2 separate regions of the Homo sapiens genome follow, and region 1 is linked to region 2. Evidence: chromatin contacts called from ENCODE Hi-C or POLR2A ChIA-PET data. All regions are on one chromosome and are shown on one strand. Each heading gives the region's core, a stretch centred on a gene start or an enhancer-like site at or near the end of the contact. The rest is flanking DNA. Distances are from core to core; before and after follow the strand shown.

Evidence for each region. Hi-C counts contacts between places; a loop is a spot of excess contacts on that map. ChIA-PET counts read pairs that join two places held with the same protein, here RNA polymerase II (POLR2A). Pooled maps may share reads with other maps.
Region 1: a map of psoas muscle shows a loop between it and region 2 (2.9-fold over the local background). The contact joins two enhancer-like sites. A Hi-C loop is called at or near these places in 3 of 168 maps with a recorded cell type or tissue (gastrocnemius medialis, psoas muscle and sigmoid colon) and 2 of 50 pooled maps. POLR2A ChIA-PET finds 5 or more read pairs at or near these places in 3 of 52 experiments (H1, HEK293 and activated CD4-positive, alpha-beta T cell).

What each region holds. Positions count from the first base shown.
Region 1 is chr1:184,362,615-184,366,128 of GRCh38, reverse strand. No RefSeq gene overlaps it. Among named protein-coding and RNA genes, the nearest start is that of C1orf21-DT, 22 kb to the left of the region's middle. RefSeq lists enhancers at 1,664-2,164, 2,165-2,665. Within about 2 kb of position 1,633, at least 4 of the 41 ENCODE cell types and tissues checked have a DNase peak (open chromatin) inside an H3K27ac peak, as active enhancers do.
Region 2 is chr1:184,282,691-184,285,997 of GRCh38, reverse strand. No RefSeq gene overlaps it. Among named protein-coding and RNA genes, the nearest start is that of C1orf21-DT, 100 kb to the left of the region's middle. Within about 2 kb of position 1,383, at least 4 of the 41 ENCODE cell types and tissues checked have a DNase peak (open chromatin) inside an H3K27ac peak, as active enhancers do.

The DNA of each region.
Region 1 (3,514 bases), core at 384-2,883, 80 kb before region 2:
TCACTCATGCATTCATATAACAAACATTTGTTAAATGCCTATTATATGTGAAGCACTGGGCATATTATAGAGAAGCTTTTGGGGAGCTCAGACTGCTGGCGATGGAGATGACAATGTCAATGTCAACAACAACAAACAGATAATTAAAATGCCAGCACCTGAATGATAAAGACTTCTCTTCATTGTTTCGGTGTCTGATGTGGCTAGGACTACCATTCTGTTTTAGGCTGATGCAATAATGTCAGAACTAAAAGCTCAGTCAGGTCTTCATGAATGAGTGGTAGCTACAAAGTACTCAGTGAGACTAAGCCTTGTGGTGGAGACAAGCTGCTATGTCAGTATGGGAGAAAACTAGGAAAGGAATGAGCAAAAAAAAAAAAATCTTTCTCCCAACAGAAAAATCCCAGTACTAATGTGTATTTTCTTGGAGTAATCAGATACTATAATATGAGATATAAGGTTCTTCTAGAGTTGGTTATGGGGCTAACAGACGTATTAGTTAAGATGCTTTTGTTTCACTCTGTTGCCCAGGTGGGAGTGCAGGGGTGCGATCACAGCTCAATGTACCCTTCACCTCCCAGACTCAAGTAATCCTCCCACCTCAGCCTCCCAAGTGGATAAGACTATGGGCGCAAACCACCATGCCTTGCTAATTTTTATATTTTTTGCAGAGAGGGGGTTTCACCATGTTGCCCAGGCTGGTCTTGAACTCCTGAGCTCAAGTGATCCACCCACCTCAGCCTCCCCAAATGCTGGGACTACAGGTGTGAGCCACCTTGCCTGGCTAGTTAGGATGCTTTTGACTGTAAGAACAGAAAATCCACCAGAAGTGGCTTAGACAATAAGGGCATTTATTACCTCACATAACAATAAAGTCTTGAAGTCAGGTGATTTTGGGGTTTTAAATTCAGCTCAGAGTTCACTGGGGATCCAGATTCTTCCCATCTGTGATGGCTAATTTTTTGTGTCAACTTGACTGGGTAAGGAATACCCAGGTAGGTGACTAAACATTATTTTTGGGTGTGTTTGTGAGAGTGTTTCTGGAAGAGATGAGCATTTGAATCAGTGCACTAAGTAAAGAAGATCTGCCCTCACCATTGTGGGCAAGTATCATCCAATCCACTGAATGCCCACTGAATAGCAGAGTGAATTCTCTCCCTGTCTGTTTCTTTTTGAGATGGAGCCTCACTCTGTCACCCAGGCTGGAGTGCAGTGGCACAATCTTGGCTTACTACAGCCTCCACCTCCCGGGTTCAAGTGATTCTCCTGCCCTAGCCTCCCAAGTAGCTGGGATTATAGGCATGCACCACCACCTCTGGCTAATTTTTTTTTTTTTTTTTTTTTTTTGGTACAGACGGGATTTCACCATGTTGGCCAGGCTGGTCTTGAACTCTTGACATCAAGTGATCCGCCTACCTTGGCCTCCCAAAGTGCTGGGATTACAGGCATGAGCCACCATGCCCAGCCTCTCCCTGTCTCCTTGATCTGAGACATCCATTTTCTCCCACCCTTGGACATCACAGCTCTTGGTTCTGGGGCCTTCTGACTCTGGGACTTACACTAGCTCCACCTCCCACTGTCCCTCCCTTGACCTTGAGAACACTCCGGGTTCTCAGGCTTTTGGCCTCGGAGTGGGAGTTACATCACCAGGAGTCAATTTCCTGGTTCTCCAGCTTGCCGTTGGCAGATCTTGGAACTTGTAGGCCTCTATAATTGTGTGAGCCAAGTTTCATTATATGTCTCCTCTTACATCTCTCTATATTTCTCTCTATATATGTTTCTCTGGAGAACCTAATAAACCATCTTTCTATTACACCATCCTCATTGTGTTAGCTTTTGGCTCCAGGCATATTCACTCATGGTTTCAAGGTGGCTACAGCAGCCCTGAGCATCATATCCACACAAAAGTATCCAATGGCCTAAGAAGAAACATCTTTATATTTCTTTTGAACAGCAAACAGAACTTTCCAGAAGCTCCTCCCGCAGAGTCCTCTATGCAAACACTAATGAAGCCACCACCTTGCTGAGAAGACTTGCCCTCGATCCCTCCTGCTCACACGATCAATCGTGCCTTACTCACGAAGCCTCAGGGCTGCATGGTGCCAAGCTCGGGCACTCATCTGCCTGCCTGTCCCAGGCCTGTGGGCTGTGTGTCACCTGTGCTAAGGCCCTGGGCTCAGAGAGCTTCCATCCGAGCTGGAAGCAACACTGCAGAGAAGCTAAATAGCCCACCCCAGCCTCTGCCGGGGACCCAGGAGGAAGCAGTAACGGCGAGGTGTGCAGCCACGGGGGCTGGTGAGGTAAGAGCACCCCCATATCCAGGTGAGGACAAAGTCATCCATGGGACATGTAGCTCTAGAATAAGGCTATTTGCACCAGGAGTTTTCAAGCCATTTTGCTTCAGAGCTCGTTTTGCAGCAGCAAACTCCAGGCCAGAGCCCAGACCTCAGCTGTACTGTGTTCTGTGTGCAGGGAAGCCCATGAACTTTGACAGCTATGGAGACATACATGTCCCTGCTGTGATCCTGAAGACCTTCCTGTGAGAGCTGTCCCAACTGCTGCCCATCTTTGAGGCCTGCAGACTTCCCCTTGCAGAAGTCCCCCTGCAGACTTCCTGTCAAAACAAGAAGTATCATTGGCCAGAATTGTGGGTCGCATGCTTATTCCTAAACCAATGACTGGAAAGGAAATGGAATTATCATGATTTGTCCAACCACTGAGATTCAACCCCTGGGGCTGGGGAGAAGGCCAGCCTCCCCTGAAGAATTTGGCTGTTTGATTCCTGAACAAATGGGAATACCTATAACAAGAAAACGGGGCAGTAGTTGATGGTAGAGGGAATGGATGTAAGGTGGGCAACTAGAGGGTCTGCCACAGCAGAGGTACAAGGCAGAAGCACTTCCATGCAAAGAGCAACTCCAGCTACGGGATCCTTCTCTGATGACCACTGGGCTTGACCTTGCTTCACAGATGAGCTTCTCTTACAGGAATGAGTTTTGCTGATCTTTAAGATAGCTTCTGAGGACACTCTGTGCTGTATATTCTGCTTGTTCATATTACACCACCTTGACCTGAAGCCAAATTATGCATAAGAGTTATAAAATGGTTTATGGCTAGGCAGGCAAGCTGATGTCATTTGTCAAATGTGGCACTCTAGAATTATCCTACCAGTATAAAACCATACAAAGGCTTTTCCACAGAATATTTATAGGAAAAATGTGCTTTTGCAACAAGAATGAATCACCCTACAACTTACTCCATTTGGAATAATGAAATAAGGAACCAGCCTGTTGGGCAATGGTGAGGGGAGTAAGAAAATGGTAACCAGTGAAGATGTCTTTCAGGTTTAACCTCAGTGAACAAATTTGGGTGGTGCTTCTTGAGTTGGTCCTTCCTTGTAAAACGGAAATTATAAGCTTCTTCGAAACGGAGAAGTTTGATTTCCCATATGCAAACTACTCAGAAGTAGATGGGACCATATAAATACGCTTCAAGAAAATATTTCCAGGATACC
Region 2 (3,307 bases), core at 134-2,633:
ACTGCCTGGCTTCCTCTCCTCCTGGACTGTAAAAATATTGTGAGACCTGGAAGGACCTGAGTGCTTTGCCAGGTCACTGTCCTCATTTTACAGATGAGTGAACAGAGCTCCTCAAAGCCTAAGTGACTTGTCTAAAGTCACACTGTTCATTGGTGCTAGACCCATCTCCTTTAACCTTCTCTCATAGGTATGATTTTCCAGCCCTTCAATCAACTCAACAACTTTCCTCTGAAGCCTGTCCAAATTTGACTGCCCTTCTCAGTTGTAGCTCCTGGAATTAGCCCAGAGGGATCTAAAGAGAAGATTACCTGAGTATTCCTCCATTCTAGGTATGCGTTCCAATGCCACGCTTGCTCCAGGGGTTTATTTTCTGACAATGACCCTCTCGTCTATTTCTGACATGCTTGAACACATTCTCCCATCTCACGTGTCTCAACTCTGGTTTTCTTCCCCAAGTATAATGATGCCTTTATTGAGTCACACCATGCAAATGATAAGACCTCAGATGTTCAAACAACTTTCTTTCTGGAAACACAAAGCACCTTTCTAAGACTATCAGCTCCTTGATGCTTCTGTAAGGGAGGATAGGCTGCCAAATTCCAACTTTGTGGACAGGCCGAAGCCCAACATTTAATTGATTTACCCCAAATCACCTAATCAAGATGGGTGAAGATTATTCTGGAGAATGGAGAGATGACTTTATCCTAGTCAGCACTCAACCAATTAGTCCACACTTCATACCCTGTCCCAGTCGTCACCCAAAACTGCCTGCAAATGTCCCTTTCTTTACTATTGCAGGAGTTCCACCATATTCAATATTCACATGCTTTCAACTCCATGATAGTTATGATATAAAGCAAGTCAAATAGGCTTAATCATTGCCCTTGCAGGGTTTTGCAATTCAGCAATTTTTTTTTTAAAGCATCAGGGGTCTACTTATTTTCTAGGTCTCACCAAGCTACATTCCTATAAATAGGAATTTTAGGCCCCTTTGGGATCAGGATAAACTGCCACTTGTGCTCTCTGAGTGTTTTGTACATTATTTTCTGTTACTGCAAATATCCCATTGCCTTGTATTTACTGACTTACCTGTCTCTCTTGCTCTCCTTTTCCCTATTCCAGGCTTTAGATCAGGAGCTCCAGGCCCCATAGGGATAGTCTATGTATGTTTATGTTTACAGAAGACCCCCCTCTGTAGGTCCTCCCACCTGTGTGGGCCATGACTCTGCTTTTCCAGGTGTGTCCCAGGAAATCACAAAAACACTCTTTGTAGGGGAGCTTATGAGTTCTGCTGAGCAGTCTGGGTTCTGCCTCATCCTCAAGCCCATGAATTTGGTGGTTGACTATATCAGGGAGCAGTCATCTCCAACATTGAGGGCTGATGCCTGTCCTCACTGTCTCATGTCAAAGGGTCATCAAATATTAAGTAGTGTGACCAGAGTGGAGCGGAAGTAAGTGACACTAGGCCGACCCCAAGGATGGAATCATTTTTGCATCTAGCAAACTGTCCTGGAGACAGGACATGTTAAGCCAATGCTTATTGATGATTGTGATGGTGATGGGCTCATTATCTCCCTAGAAACACTCAAAAGAGGGCTTCTGTCTGCTGCAGTTTCTCTTAACTAATAAAGTCTGAAGCCAGACTGCTGAGGACACAGCATTCTAAACACTGAGCTCTCTTGGGACAGTGCCCAGAGTGAGGTTCTGGGAACACAAAATATTTATGTAATCCCTGGGGTGAGGCTACTGATGGAACCAGCTGAGGTGAAATCCCAGCAAGGGGCTTGTGATTCCCCAGCCTTCTGTCCTCCTCCCTTCCAGCAGGAATAATAAATAAAGCCAGCAGCCAGCCTTCTGGAGTTCCTCCTCCAAGGGAGGGATAGCTATAAATGTTGACCAAAGCAATGACCAGTTCAGCACTGCCACAAATTCTGGTGTGGGAAGATAATGTCGCTAAAATAATCCCACAAAGAGCTCACACTCATCAGGCAATTGTTATGAATCAGGCTCATCTTGCCTTGGCTGTTTTATTTAACACAATGCTATGAAGTGGTATTTTTATGCCTGAGTTACAGATGAGGAGGGTACAAGGATTTCCAAGTGTTACACAGTTTAGTAAATTGTAGAATCAGGAATTCTGACCCAGGATAGGCTCGGTGCCCACAGACCATGTCTTCATTTCCCAACGCTCCCTCCCTGATGATTGGCAGGGGCTTTTGGAAGGACTGCACCAAAGGACTCTCCAATGCAGCAAGATGGCAAAGTGGTAAGACCCAGAGAGGATGCTTCAAGTGAGAAAGTCTTACATTTTTTTCCTGGAAAGCACCTCAAGAGAAAAACAAGATCTTCTTAAGCCACTTGAACTAAACTATGAGACTGTAAACTAGGCAATACAAGACATCAGATGAGAGAAAAAGTTTTCCCAACTGCAAAGAGTCACATACCACAGTCCATCCCCTCCATCTTAGAATTGATCACTTTGATTTTGGCCCCCACTGGAGCTTATAGATTCTTTTAAAATTGTTTCAATAATACTTTATCACACATATTTGTCAATATCTATCTTTCACTTCTTAAACTATAAGCTATCTAAGGGGTGAGTTTGCCCCTCCAATACTTAACACGGTGTCTACAAACATAGGAGGAACTCATTACTCATTTGCTAAGTTAGTCCATTAATTTATTATTTTTGTTGCCCTCCATCTATTAAGCCAGATAGAACATGCTGCTTCTTCCTATGTCTGAAACATATGTTTCAGTTGTCATGAACTAATGGGAACCTAGAAGTTGTTCTTTCAAGGCAGTCATAAAATGAGTTCAGGCTTAGAATTCAGACAATTCTTGGTTTGGGTTTGATTCCTGGCTCTACCACTTACTCAAAGATTACTTGATTTTTCTACCCTTCGACTTCTTGCTTGTAAAATGAGAATTATAGGAATTTCAGAAAATGATCACACTAAATTATACATGTAAGGGAGAATATTATTTCAATACAACAGCCATAGTGATATTTTTATTTTTTAAAAATAATTTCAACTTTCATTTTAGATTCAGGGGGTACATGTGCAGGTTTGTTACATTGGGTATATTGTGTGATACTGAGGTTTGGGGGCTGAATAATCCCATCACCCAGGCAGTGGGCATAGTACCCAATAGGTGGTTTTTCAGCCCACGCCCCCCTCCAGTAGTCCTCAGTGTCTATTGGCCCCATCTTTATGTCTATGTGTATGCAATGCTTATTTAGCCCCCACTTAAAAGTGAGAACATGTGGTACTTGGTTTTCTGTTCCTGCATTAATTCGTTTATG